Linked DNA regions of Homo sapiens: region 2 is linked to region 1. The links are chromatin contacts, found by Hi-C in ENCODE. All regions are on one chromosome and are shown on one strand. Each heading gives the region's core, a stretch centred on a gene start or an enhancer-like site at or near the end of the contact. The rest is flanking DNA. Distances are from core to core; before and after follow the strand shown.

Evidence for each region. Hi-C counts contacts between places; a loop is a spot of excess contacts on that map. Pooled maps may share reads with other maps.
Region 2: a map with no recorded cell type shows a loop between it and region 1 (27-fold over the local background). The contact joins the promoter of NEXMIF here to the promoter of FTX in region 1. A Hi-C loop is called at or near these places in 1 of 168 maps with a recorded cell type or tissue (posterior cingulate gyrus), 7 of 37 single-sample maps with no recorded cell type and 9 of 50 pooled maps.

The regions. Positions count from the first base shown.
Region 1 is chrX:74,289,652-74,296,666 of GRCh38, forward strand. It overlaps FTX (FTX transcript, XIST regulator), which reads right to left and starts at 3,923. Exons shown (of 7, transcript NR_028379.1): 1 at 3,701-3,923. LOC124905199 (a long non-coding RNA gene) reads right to left here and starts at 2,945. Exons shown (of 2, transcript XR_007068266.1): 1 at 2,107-2,945; 2 at 1-779. RefSeq lists enhancers at 804-1,595, 2,387-3,177.
Region 2 is chrX:74,922,658-74,929,672 of GRCh38, forward strand. It overlaps NEXMIF (neurite extension and migration factor), which reads right to left and starts at 2,795. Exons shown (of 4, transcript NM_001008537.3): 1 at 2,226-2,795. RefSeq lists an enhancer at 369-428 and a silencer at 1,674-1,833.

The DNA of each region.
Region 1 (7,015 bases), core at 2,673-5,172:
TACATAATTTAAAATACTGAAAATCTGTAAAATACTTCCATACAACAGAACATCATGAAACAATGACAATTACAAAGAATGTTTAACATGGACATGCGCATGTTATAATGTTAAAAACAAAACACAATATAAAATAGTACACATATATTATCAACTGCAAAGAAAAATGCAGAGAATGAAGTGAATAAATGTATTAACAATAGTTATCTCTGGGTGGTAAAATCATGGATGTTTTTTCTCCCATGCTTGATAGTTACCCTCAGGCAAAGTTACAATATTTACCAAATTTCTAGACTGAGGGAGCTATTCAAATTTAAACAATAGAATAAAAATCACAAAATAGAAGATAAATTTGTCAAATAATTTCAAATCTCTACTAGCCAAAAATTTAAAGACAAAAATTAAGAGGCAAACAATAACATGGAGTAGGTATTTATAACATTACAAAAGTCTGAATACTAATCTTTATTTACAGAACACAAACAGATAATAATAAACAGTAAACTAAAACTTCAACGCATAAATCAACATAAGATATGAACTATCATTACATGAAAGAAAACTGCTGAGATATATATGGAGGAAGAAAATCCAAACTAATAGGCAAACGAAAAATTAATACTGGTTTTTATCCATTAAAAATTAAAAAACAACAACATTCAGCGCTTGTATGAGTAAAAATTGATACAACCTTTTTAGGAAGAAATTTGGCAATAGATACTGAGAGTTTAAAATGTTCATACCCTTTGATGTACTAACTCCACTTCCACGAATGTATCCTAAGCAAATAATAAAAATAAAACAAATGTATTTTCAGTCTTTTATTACAAGAAAAAAGACAATAACCTTTCCATCACTATTGTATATTTAGATCAACACGAAATACTAATAATGGGTTAAAAAAAAAACTACTGCAGTAAATGACTGGTTAGATGTCTCAAAGCATTAGATCAGACAGAAAATCAGGCAAAACAAGAAGGGTGTGTCCAGCCTGCCGCAGTCGGCCATTTTAGACCCTCTGCAGAACAAAAAGCACAGAAAACAAGGGTAGTTAAGGATAGCCACCCCACTAGGCACCAAATCAACAATTCTTTATCTTTTGTCTCCTAGGTATGTAACCCTGTAGTCTGCACAGTCAGAAACAGAAAACAGGTCTTCTTTCTCAAATGGTTTTGGTTAGTTACAAACAAATTTTGAAATCATAAAAGAAGGTTCCTTTAAATTCGCCCCCTCTTTTTAGGGAATAAAGCATAATGCTTAAAAGCACATGCTTCTGGAGCCATCCCACCTGGATAAAAACCCAGTCTCAGCCATTCAACTGGCTGTAAAGCCTTGAACAAATTAGTCTCGTGTCCCTCAAATTTCTCATTTGTATAAACTTAATAACAGTACTGTGTTTCGTAAGATTGTCGAGAGTACCAAATGAGTTACGGCCTATGTAAAAGCACGCAGACCAGAACCTCGAACGTAGTAAGTGCTATTGACGTTTAATCATTATTACAGATAGAGAAATAGGCCCAGCAGCCGGGCGTGGTGGCTCACGCTTGTAATCCCAGCACTTTGGGAGGCCAAGGCGGGCGGATCACATGAGGCCGGGAGTTCGAGACCAGCCTGGCCAACATGGCAAAACCCCGTCTCTACTAAAAACACAAAAATTAGCCGGGCGTGCGCGCACCTGTAACCCCAGCTACTACTTGGGAGGCTGAGATATCAGAATCGCTTGAACCCGGGAGGCGGAGGTTGTAGTGAATTGAGATCGCGCCACCGCACTCCAGCCTGGGCGACGGAGCAAGACTCTGTCTAAAAGTAAATAAATAAATGAGCGAGAGAGAGAAATAGGCCCAGAGAAGGAAAAGGACCACCATGAAATAATAGCTAGGATTACTGGGAAAAGATGTTTTTTTCAGTTTTTAATCCTGTGCTCCTTCTAACTATGTCTGTATCTAAGTGCTAACTTACTAGTTTTAGCGATTAACAGCAAGTCTTCAGAGAGTCATGACAGTACATCTGCCTTTAAAATAGAAACTCTAATCTTCTCCCTTGACAAAACCGTGCTGAAAGTTCTACAGAAGAAAAAATAAAGGAAAGGGTGAAAGCCCAGGTTACCTTCATACCACCACTGCCATTAACTACTTTTCAATCTTTCTCCACGACAGTATGAGTCCCAGGCAGCCATAGGTCCAAATTCCAGGTTTACGGCAAAGAGTAACAAGCATTTGGAAACACATCCAAATCCTCACGCCTATGTTCTCAGGGAAGAAAATCAAGAGCTTTCGGCCAACATTAACATTGGATTCTCACACTACAACCACAGTGTTTTGCTACTCTGATGGGGTGACTGTATTCAGAGCCAAGTACAGCGACCCAAGATCGGAAAGCCAGAGAGCCCTCCGAATGCGTACTGCCCAAATGTGGCCTGTCTCCAAGTGCTCCCTTTTTACGCATTTCCTACGCACCGCCAGCTGCCGCAACCTTTTGCAGAGTCATCATCGCCTCCTCATTTTTGTACCCACTTACCGATAGGCCACTGAGAGGCTAAGATTCTGGGTTAATTTCTAGTGGATCTGGCCACAGCATAGGAGAACTCCAACTCAGGTTGATCCCTTCACTCAGCTAAAAAGGTAGTTCTCTGCAAGGCCTGCTAGCCCAAGATGGCCAAGCAAAGACAGCTTACCTCCCCCCTCGCCATTTTGCAACCTTAATTACCCGAATGCTGAGCGCCTCCCCTCCCCGGCACTCCGTCTGAAATACGCATGCGCGCCGCTTCCTCCTTACCGTTCTCCCCAACCATCCAGATGTTGTCTCAAATATGCATGAGCGCCACCTCTACCTCCCAAACGCTGGTACCAACTCCTAGCAACTTTGCGTTGTTAAATATGCCTGCGAGTCCTTCACTTCCCGACCTTCCAACCCTCCAACCCCGACGCCATTCAAGCCTTGCGCATGCGTGCCTCCCTCTCCCCACCCCCGCCCCACTGGAGCCCGTCCCCTTAACTCAGGTCTTCTCAAATACTGTAAGCTTGAGCGCCGCCCCTCGGCGCCGCGCCTCCTCATCCAGCCTCTCAAATACCCTGCGCACCGCGATAGTCCTCTCTCTTCTTGCTCCCATTTGTATACAGTATGCATGCCTGATGCTATCTGGACGTGTTTCTCGCCACAATTCTGCCCCAGTGCCCAAGGAGAGCCATTACCAGCCTTCCCTAATGCGAGTAGATGCGATAAACTAGGGAAGTTGAATCGGGGAAAGAAGGCGTTGCAGGTGATCAGAGTGAATCCCAGATCTAGATGGAATCGGTCCCAACTCCAAGGGAGGGGGCTAGAGTACCCCAGGATTCACATAAGACCGGTCAACCTGAACAAAGGCAAGGAAAACTTTCACAAACCATCGGATGAACATAATCCTAAGGCCTCGCCCTTTAAATACATCTGCTACAAATGACGAACCACAAATGTTTTAAACAGGGAACATTATGGAAAACACCGATGCTCAGGTGCCTTGACTCTAGTTAGAGGAAAGGAACCCGCATTCCTTTCACAATGGGAAGCAAATGCTCAACATCCTTTTGGAAAACTGGGGCCTGTAACGTATTCCATTTTTTCCTCCCGTGAACTGGAAAAATGCACAAATTAAGGATCTTCCTGGCCCAAGTTCCCTCCGCCGCCCTCCATGTTCTGTTCTTCCCCTACATCGTTCCTTTACCTCCTGGTTGAATTCAGTGTCGTAGCAGGAATTCTTAGAGCTGGCCGTCCCAAGATGGGGTGGAGAGAGCGGCATGAAAGAGAGAGAGAGAGAGAGACACGCCTGAATGGCAGCAGCAGGCCTTAGCGGCAATGGACAGCAGGCACAGGACCAGCTTTGCCTCGAGCCGCAACGCTGATGCCAGAAAAGGACAACCTCTCCAGAATCGCCGCAGTGTGCTTCCAGCGCATGCGCTGCTAACGCCCCTTAACCCCCCCTCCGCGCCCCGCCTCCCCCACGCGCCGCTCTCCAGCCTCTAGGAGTCTAACCCTTAGCGGTCCACCGACCTCCTTCACTTCTTTCCCAGGACGCTATCCCACTCTGCTTCTTCCACCTTTCCCCTCCCCTCGGTCACACTGGCCTCCACCATCATCCCTCCCTCAGCCCATACTTCTTTCGTCAATCCCTCTCCCATTATTCTTAGCCCACCATCTACCTTTATTTCCTCTGCTATCGTTAGTGGTCTACCCTTCAATTCTTCACTTTCCCTGCCAGTCTGCAGCCCTCTTGGGCCTCTTACTCCTCTCCTCCTATGCCTGATGTTGAAATTTGTAAAAATTACCGCAAAAATTTTTTTTTAAATAATTGTAGCCCGGGCGCGGTGGCTCACACCTGTAATCCCAGCACTTTGGGAGGCCGAGGTGGACGGAACCCTTGAGTTCAGGAGTTCGAGACCAGCTCGGGTGACATGGCGAAACCCCGTCTCTACAAATAAATACAAAAATTAGCCGGGCGTGGTGGTGCGCACCTGTACTCCCAGCTATTCAGAAGGCTGAGGTGGAAGAATCACTCGAGCCCAGGAAGTCGAGGCTACAGTGAGCTATGATTGTGCCAGCTATGATGTTGCCAGCCTGGGCAACAGAGTGAGACCCCATCTCAAAAAAAGAAAAAAAATATTTCCACACATCCTCTCCAAAGCAGCTCTCAGGGTGAGCTCAACCAGCCTGTCTTGGGCAAAGAGAACACCTTTTTGATGATGACCCACAGGGAAGATCCAGAGACAGGGAACCAGAACAAAAACTGCAAAAGTGTTCAATCAATTTGGGGGTAAGAGGCAGTAGACCACCAACATGGAAAGCTCTTTTCTTTCTATTCACAACCCTGGTATTGTCTGGACATTAAAAATGAGATTCAATGTCCTTCACTGCTTACTACAAGGCCTGTTCTTGTCTTCTGTAAGAACTCAAATATTAATTTTGAGGGAAATGGCATTATTTACTTAAGAGGCTCTGAAATAGATCCCTCTTTGGGTGTGAACTAGAAAGAATACAAAATAATATTTTGTTTCTCTTTATTATGTTTTACTTTGGTGTCTGGTTCTTATTGCTTTCTAAAAGAGCCAGTTTGGAAATACCAAAAACTGAGACCCGCAAATTCATAAATCCTAAAACTCATAAACTTATACATCACCATCCTCTCAAATTAACTTAAGAATGTTATATCAACATTATTCAGAGAAAAATGGGTTTGCATTTGTTATATAATACGCCCAAAAAATTATACAACAATGTGCATATGAAGAAGAAAAAAGAGAAATAGGCATGCATTAAATAAAAAAGAAATGCCGAAATCTCAGTGGTACAAAGAACCTCTTCTAAATTAAAATAATCATTTATTATTACACAAAAGTTAAAATATAAGAAATTTTACCCCAAATTCTACAACACTATTTTAACAAATGCTCTTATCTCTGTTATTTTTCTGTTTTAATGGTTTTATTAATATATAATTTACATATCATACAGTTAACCAACTTAAAGTGTACAATGCAATGGATTTTAGTATATTCACAGAATTATGCAGCCACCACTACAATCAATTTTAGAATATTTTCATCACCCCAAAAAGAAACTTCATACCCATTAGTATTGTCTTAGTCCATTATGTACCACTGTAACAAAATACTGCAGACTCGGCAATTTATAAAGAACAGAAATTTATTTCCTCACAGTTCTGGAGAATGGGAAGTCCAAGACTGAGGAGCTGGCATCTGACAGTGGCTTTCCTGCTACATCATCCCATGGTGGAAGGGCAAAGAGATAGAGAAAGAGAGAGTGCGCGCAAGAGGGGGCCAGAACTCATCCTTTAATAAGGAACCCACTACTGAAATAACAAACCCACTCCCTCAATAATAGCATTAAGCTATTCATAAGAGTGGTGCCCCCATGACTCAAACACCTCCCTTTAAGCCTCACCTCCCAACACCACCACATGGGGCATCAAATTTCCAACATATGAACTTTGAGAGACATATTCAAACCATAGCAAGCATCTTTGTGTTCTCTTATGATTTTTGTTCAAATATATAATGTTTTGGCTGGGCGTGGTGGCTCATGCCTGTAATCCCAGCACTTTGGGAGGCCAATGCAGGAAGATTGCCTGAGACCACAAGTTCGAAACCAGCCTTGGCAACATAGCAATACCCTGTCTCTATTTAAAAAAAAAAAAAAAAAGAGGTGGGGGCCAAGCACAGTGGCTCGCACCTGTAATCCCAGTACTTTGGGAAGCCAAGGCAGGCAGATCAGTTAAGGTCAGGAGTTCAAGACCAGCCTGGCCAACATGGTGAAACCCCGTCTCTACTAAACATGCAAAAATTAGCTGGGCGTGGTGGCGGGCACCTGTAATCCCAGCTACTCGGGAGGCTGAGGCAGCTGACTCGCTTGAACCTGGGAGGCAGAGGTTATAGTAAGCCGAGATCATGCCACTGCCCTCCAGCCTGGGTGATAGAGTGAAACTCCATCTCAAAAAAAAAAAAAAAGGAAAGAAAGAAAAAGAAAAAATGTATATATAATGTTTTAACATTAACTTTTTTTTTTTTTTGAGACAGTCTTGCTCTGTGGCCCAGGCTGGAGTGCAATGGCACGATCTCGGCTCACTGCAATCTCTGCCTCCCAGGTTCAAGCGATTCTCCTGTCTTAGCCTCCTGAGTAGCTGGGATTACAGGCGCCCGCCACCACGCCCGGCTAATTTTTGTATTCTTAGTAGAGATGGGGTTTCACCATGTTCGTCAGGCTGGTCTCGAACTCCTGACCTCGTGATCCGCCCGCCTCGGCCTCCCAAAATGCTGGGATTACAGGTGGGAGCCCTTGCACCTGGCCTAACGTTAACATTTTTTATGACACTATATTTGTGTTTGAGGCTGTGTTTTTACCATGCACAGATGAATATTCATCAGCAAACAGATTTAGTTCTGTTTCTTCCAAGGAACTTCTACTTCTACCTTCATCTCAGGCAAGGAGCTTGGTCCTAGGCTCAGCCATATGGAAATCACTACAC
Region 2 (7,015 bases), core at 1,545-4,044, 630 kb after region 1:
TATCCCTCTTTTTTCCTAGTAATAAATTTCTGGCTAAAATCACACCATAGGGAAAACTTTAAATATATGTACAATGTATTTTTATGTCATGGTATTTTACACTTACGATTTACAAAAAAAAGCAGTTTATCAGTATATTGTTAAAATCACAGATCTGAATGCTGTTAACCTTAAAAACTGTCTAAAAGGAAAAAAGCATGTGTTTTTGTATGAGTTTATGTCTGGGGGGGCCAGTTGGGACAGCCAGGTAGAGAATTCATCAGAATAAGAGAAAGTAAATAGAGAAATTTCAAGTCTTACAAATTTTGTTCAATCACCCTACCCCATGTGCACCAAAAAATTATATTTTTTTAACTAGCATGCATGCAATCTATCTAGATTTTCGGGGAGGTGAAATATTGGAAAGTATTTCTAAGAGACAAAAATGTCTAATCACTAGCCACCAGGGCTAGTTTCAGTTCCTCTATTGTAAATACGCTATTTGCAAAAACAAGAAGCTCATTTTTGACCTCCCAGGTTACGCAGTGTGGGGACTATGAAAGACATGGAGGAAGAAAGGGAAATACCACCACCACACAGTAAATTTTTGACCTAGTAAGCAAATACGTTTTTGTTGTTACTGCTGGGTAAAATGTATGTCTTCCAGAAATTAGACACTGTAATAAAAATGTACCAGCCCAAATTTAAATTGCTCACTAGACAGATGGTTAATTATATTCACAGCCACATATTTCACTGGGATAGAGTTTCAGACACTCAGCCAGTTTTATTTGATTAGCCGGTTTCCCAGTTAATATGTAAAATGACAGTTACTTAGGACTTTTTTGTTCCCTTCTAAAAATATTTTTTCAATAAGTGTAAATTCTCCTCAGCCATAAGAACGTCACTGCTGTAAATAAAACGTTTGGTCATATGTTACCTCATGTGTAAAAGATGTAAGGGAGATTCACCCCTCCAAAACACAAATGGTCGTAAGGAGTTCAGAGAAGACCATTACAGCACCTTTTCTCACCAAGCAAAATATTCCAGGAACTCCTCCACCAAAAACAACCAAGGATATATTCAAATCCCGGGATTAAAGTGCTTTAGACATTTTTAAAAACAGCCCTGCCAGCCCTACAACACAAATCATGTCTTTTCAGATAACAGTCTAGAAAATGCAACATTAGAAAAAGGCCACATATCTAAATGTAGTGCTGTGCACAGCATTCAACAATATGCTGGGAGCCAAGATCCAGAAGCAAAATATGAGACCCACTTATTCCAAAATGCAACCAGAAGCTTGATAAAAATCAAGAGTGCTGTTGTCGAAATGGGGATGCCAATTTTTTTTTAACTTCGAAAAAGACAGAAAACCTTGCGCGGGTGATTCGGTCCCTCACGAATCAGACAGACAGAAGCAGTCATGCTGAAATCGCTGAATTCCTCAGCGGAACGGCGCCAACTCAGCAGCGCGGTTTCCACACTTTCCCGGAGCGGGACTCCGCTCCCCGCGCCGGCTCACGGCCTTCCCGCCCTACAGGGTGTACAAGACGCGAGCCGACGTGTGCTGCGGGGCGCGGCAGAGAGAAGCGCCAGAAGCCACACAGAAAAGCGTCAATTCGACCGCCACCGAGAGCGCGAAGGGGCCACAAGCCAATTTCCGCAAAGGAGATGAGCTGGGCGAGGCTCGGTCTGGCCTCCAACTTAAACCTGTCCGCAGCCTCGGCCGAGTGGCGCGTGTCCTGGGGGCGCTCTGTGGTCGCCACGGCCGCCCGGCTTCGCACCTTTGCGGCTTTGGTCCGAGCGCCCGGCCTCGGCCGCCGCGTGGGTTTTCCCGCTCTCGCCGAAGCGTGCCATGCCCATGCCCCATTCCCTGGCCAGGCTCTACCCTGCACCAGTCCGAAAGGAGGCGGCACTCTGCCGAGCTGCGTGCGTGTAAGCGCGGCGGCTCCGGTCCGCTCGCTTCCCCTCCCCCCGCAACCCCCTTCCTACGGCGCAAGCACAGAGGCCTTTCCTAGATTGCAGTGCCTGTCAGGGCGAGCCGGGATCTCTCGCCCTAGCGGCCTCGCTCCCTCATACACAGACACACACATTCGCATACAGACGTCCTCCGTTCCGTTTTCCCTTCCTTCTCGTCTAGCTCGACTTACCCCAGTTCATTCCACCCCCTGCGGCCGCCACCCCGAGCCAGCCGGGGAGCCGGCGAGAAGGCCAGGAAGCTGTATGGCAGCGCTCCTACTCACCTCACAGGCCGACTCCCGAGGCGCACGTCGCTGGCGGGCTCAGGCAGCAGGCGCTGTAGCTAGCGCGGTCGCAGTCAAGGCTGGGCTGTCGCCGTCGCCGCAGCTGTTCGAGCTGCCTTAGCCGCCACCGCCGCTGCTACTGCTGCCGCCGCCGCCGCCGCCTCTGCCTCAGCTCCATACGCTGGGCCCGCCAGGTGGACGCGCCTCTCTCCTCGCTCGCTCCCTCAGGCTCCGCCGCCGCCGCGCTAGATGGAGTCAGAGCTGTCGGGCTCTGGCCCTGAAACTCAGAGCCTCCGCGGCTGCCCGGCTGCTCCAAGGGTCCGTGCTTCGCTTACACTGTCGCTCGCCCCGGCTGGAGCTACCTAGCGAGCGGGCTGCGCGCTCGGCGCCTGGAGCCCGCTCTGTGCGGTGGCTGCGGCCGTCCGCGAGAGGGAGAGAGGAGGGCGGCTGCTACTGTCGCTATAGCTGTTAAAGCTATTGCTAAATGCTGCTACTGCCGCTAATGCTACTGCTGTGGCGGCGGTGGTGGCGGCGGCGGCTGCTGCTGCTGCTGCTGATGCTACTGGTTTTCCTTCCCAGGTTCTTCCCCTGCCTCGTCCCCCCTCCTCCCCCTTCCTCCTCCTCCTCCTACTCCTCCTCCTCCTTCTCTTCCTCCTCCCTCTTCTCCTCCCTCTGCCGCTTTTCTCAGAGCCTCTGCAGGCACTGCCTGGTCCCCTCTTCTCCCGGAGCTGTCTCTGCCCATTCAGAAAGGTGCCCAGAGTGGGGCCGCCTCTGCTGCCACCATCGCTGTTGCCCCTGCCATTGTTTCCTCCAACACGGCTGTTCTTGCTGGACGCCTTCCCCCCTCTACCCTTCTTCCCCACCACAGCTCTCCCTTTCCCTCCCGCTCTCCTTACCCTCTCTATGGTCCCTTCCTTATGTGCCCCCCCAACTCTGTCCGTCTGTCCTTCCCTCCCCTCGGGCGCCCGGGAGCGCGCACTGCGCGGCCACCTGTCATAAAGGGCGCGCACCCCCCTTCCCCATTCCCACCCCGCCCCCCACTCGCGTTCCTGCTGCCCTTCCAGTCCACTACGCCAGTGGTGCGTTCTTCCCCTGGCAGACACGCAACCGGACACCACTCTCCCATGCCTTTTAGGGCAGTTGTGTGTGCGGAGAGGGGCACTCTGAAGTTTGGGGAAGAATATTTGAATGGTTTCATCCACCAAGCATCTAACCATTCAACCTTTACCTACTCTTAACTTAAGGGCCTGGGCCCCCAGGAAGGTGGGTCCTTTTTGAAGGGTTGGATGAAGGCAGACAATTGGGGAGTGACGTTTGGGGAATAAAGGAAAGAAGGGAAGCTGAATATGGCCAGGAAGGAAAACAGATCTGCCTGATGGCTGTCATTGAAAAATCTCTTAGGTGGTCATTTTCCTTCAGACGTCCTGGGAACTCAACAGGAAACAGCAAAACGATTGGAGAGCAACTCAGGAGGGACCATTTAGTACTTCTGGAGTCCTGGGTGCAAGGTTGAGGCCTGAGCCTCGGGAGATTTGTCACCACTAGGAGCCAAGGCAAGAGATGAAAAGGTTGGTACTAGAACAGAAGGGGTAAAAGTAGCTACTTTGTGTGCACTTGCTCCAACATCATTGCCAAAGCACAGCTTCTCCAGTCAGGCAGGGCCTCATTTCAGATTTCTTTGCTGCCACAGCTACAGCGTCATTTTGCTACGAGGGCTCAGGCTTTGAGATCTGATGTGTGCAACTTCTCACCATCACCTGTCACACAATCCCTCCCCAGAAACAGTGCAGAGGCGGGGGTATATTTTCTTTTCCCTGGCAAAGTACAGGAGATAAATGTTCCAGATATCCCATTGACAATAAGGTCTGGGTCACTTTACCAAGTTTGAGGCGCTCTACCATGGGTCTTTCATTCCTGGACAATAAACTGTCTGTATGGCTTTTACAACTCCCCATCTCTGTGCCTTTGTTTCTGTCATCCCACTTGCTTGAAACACTCTTGTTATTTCTCCCTCTCATTTTATATCTATGAAACTCATCCATAAATAATAGCTCATCCTGAAATAATTATACTTATTGGGTCCTTACTATGTGCCAGACACTGTGCTAAGCAATTTACATGAATTATTTAATCTTCACAACAAACACAATTTTACTATCTCCATTTTACAAATGAGAAAATCGAGTCACAAGGAAGTTAGGTATATGTGTCCTGAGGATAGGGATGATATGTTATTTATCTTGCATTTGTGAGACACTGTGCAAATATATTTGCATCTTTCAGGCACTGGAATAAATAAGAAGACAAAATTTGGCCTCTGTTCTCAAAAGCAAAAACAAACAAACAAAAAAGGTTAAACATGTAAAATGCCACCCATCTATTGGCTGGATCTCAATATCCAGAATGAATTGCTCTTTTTCCGTTGTCGGAAAGCACATTGTTTTCACCTGTATTAACTACATATGCTATTCTTCCTTTATAAAGTTAGTTGCTTATTTGTTACCAGTTATAATTTTTGTCAATGCCCTCCAGCCAAAAACTACCAGAAACACAACTGTAGTTGAACAATTTGGGTTTACTACTTGTTAGAGTGAGGGAGAACACACACCATGGGTGTTATGGGCTGATTTGCATTTCCCCAAAAATTCATATGTTGAAGCTCTGACTATTCCCAGTACCCCAGAATGTGACTGCTTGGAGATAGGGCCTTTGCAGAGGATACTAAGTTAAAATAAGGCCTTGAGAATGGGCCCTAATCTAATATGACTGAGGTCCTTATAAGAGGAGAAAATTAGGACACAGACAACACAAAAAGGCCATCTGCAAGCCAAGGAGATGGTGATCTCAGGAGAAACCAGACCTACTGACACCTTCATCTTGGACTTTTAACCTCCAGAACTGTGAGAAAATAAATCTCAGTTGTTTTAATCACTCAGTCTGTAATATTTTGTTATGGCAGCCAGAGCGAACTAATAAAACAGGAAATCATGGGGTGTCTCAGATAAAAGGTGGTAGAAAGGACTTATAGGATTTGGATTTTGGTTGGGTAATTGGGGGAGGGTTTAAGAAAGTGGGAATTAATTCTACATTGAATGCTCTCAGAAAGCAAGGGCAATTCTGTGACTGGGCATCTTAATAAATCTTATCTATTGGGAGGTAGACTAAAGTGGAGATAAGGCTTTTGTGGGTTTTTTGTCTGTGCTTAGACAAAATTATGAAGAGGCCTTGTTTTGTTTCATTTTGTCATGTTCTCAGTGTAACATTGTCTGATGTCAGTATTTTGTGAGAGTGTTTATGTCCATCAGGAGACCAGCCATGGCCTACCTGTGAGTGCCAGGTCATCTTCCAGGTGGCTTTTCTTCTTCTTTAAGACAGGTTTAAGTGTGACTACTTAACAATGTCCATTAGTTGTGTGGCTTTGGGCAAGTTACTTTACTTGTCTGTGCTTCAGTTTCCTCATTTATATTAATAATTGAGAAAAAAAATTGTGTTAACCATGGAGTTGTTATGGGAACTAAATGAAGGAATAAATATAATGTCCTCAGAACACTGCTTGGCACATAGGCAGCCTTCACTGAATGTGAGTTATTATCCATGTCTGTTTTCTCCAACAGACCATATAGCTTAAATTGCATATTATTATAGTTATATATTGGTACTTTCTCCTTTGCTAGGCCATGAGCTCCTTGAGGGCAGGGACAACGTGTACTGGCATGGTGATAATAGCTAACTTTTACTGAATGTTTTCAATGGGCCAGGCACAGATATTAACTGTAGTTACTCCATGAAAACTTTTGAGGGCCCATCCCTACCTTTAGACTAGCCTGGGCATTCTCTCTGTGCTCCCATAGCATTTGGGTTTACTGTAATCATTACACTTAGTATATGATACTGACACTGTCTGCTTATGTGTCTTCTTCCCTTTCTAGACTGTTCATTTATGAAGAGTAGAGCAGATACCTTCAACTTTGATGTCCATGTCTGAGCACAGTGCCCAGAACAACAGAGGCACTCAATATAAAAACACTGATTGGATTTTCAGTACGTTCTTTGCTTCTTCTAGAGCGGAACTCAAATCAGGCCTATCTTAGCCTCCATCATCCCTTTCCCTGGGGTTTTATTGTCTAAAAACATAACAGAGAATCTCAAATAGAGTGGTCCTCCCTGTAAGGCAGATCTAAAGAAGAGAATCACTGTGAGACTTCAATTCAAGAAGGTGCCATTTGGGAATAATTGGTCTCTGCTATTTAACAGTCAATGGTAGCATATCCATTAGACCAAAGGGGGGTAATGAAGTATGAGACCTGAACCTAGAATCTTGGGTGTTAACCTTAATTCAGCCATAAACAAACTGTGTGATGTTTAGAAAATTACCAAACCTCTCTGAACCATAGTTTTTCCATAGGGGGCATGGAGAACATAATCTCTCCACTGGCTAATAGATTAGATAACAAAGATTAAAGAGAGTTTACTGGAGTTTCTCTTTGGGAAAAACATTTCATTCCTCCATTACTTCCATGTTACATGCCTGCAAGATTCTCAGCCTCTGTAACTGGTATCATAAAATGGCTACATTCTTTCAGATGCCAGCCAAAAGCCAAGGGAGTTGTGGTTTTTGGCTTGCCATATCACCTCCCTATCGGCCCCACAACTCAGCCTGCTCCCAAAGAAGGGAGCTACAGTGTCTGTATATTTCTGGGGCATAACAGATGTTGACATTCTGGAGATAGATCCAGAAAGTTTCTTTCTATCATGCTGAGGCCAGACACAGGATGTCTTTCAGCCCAAAC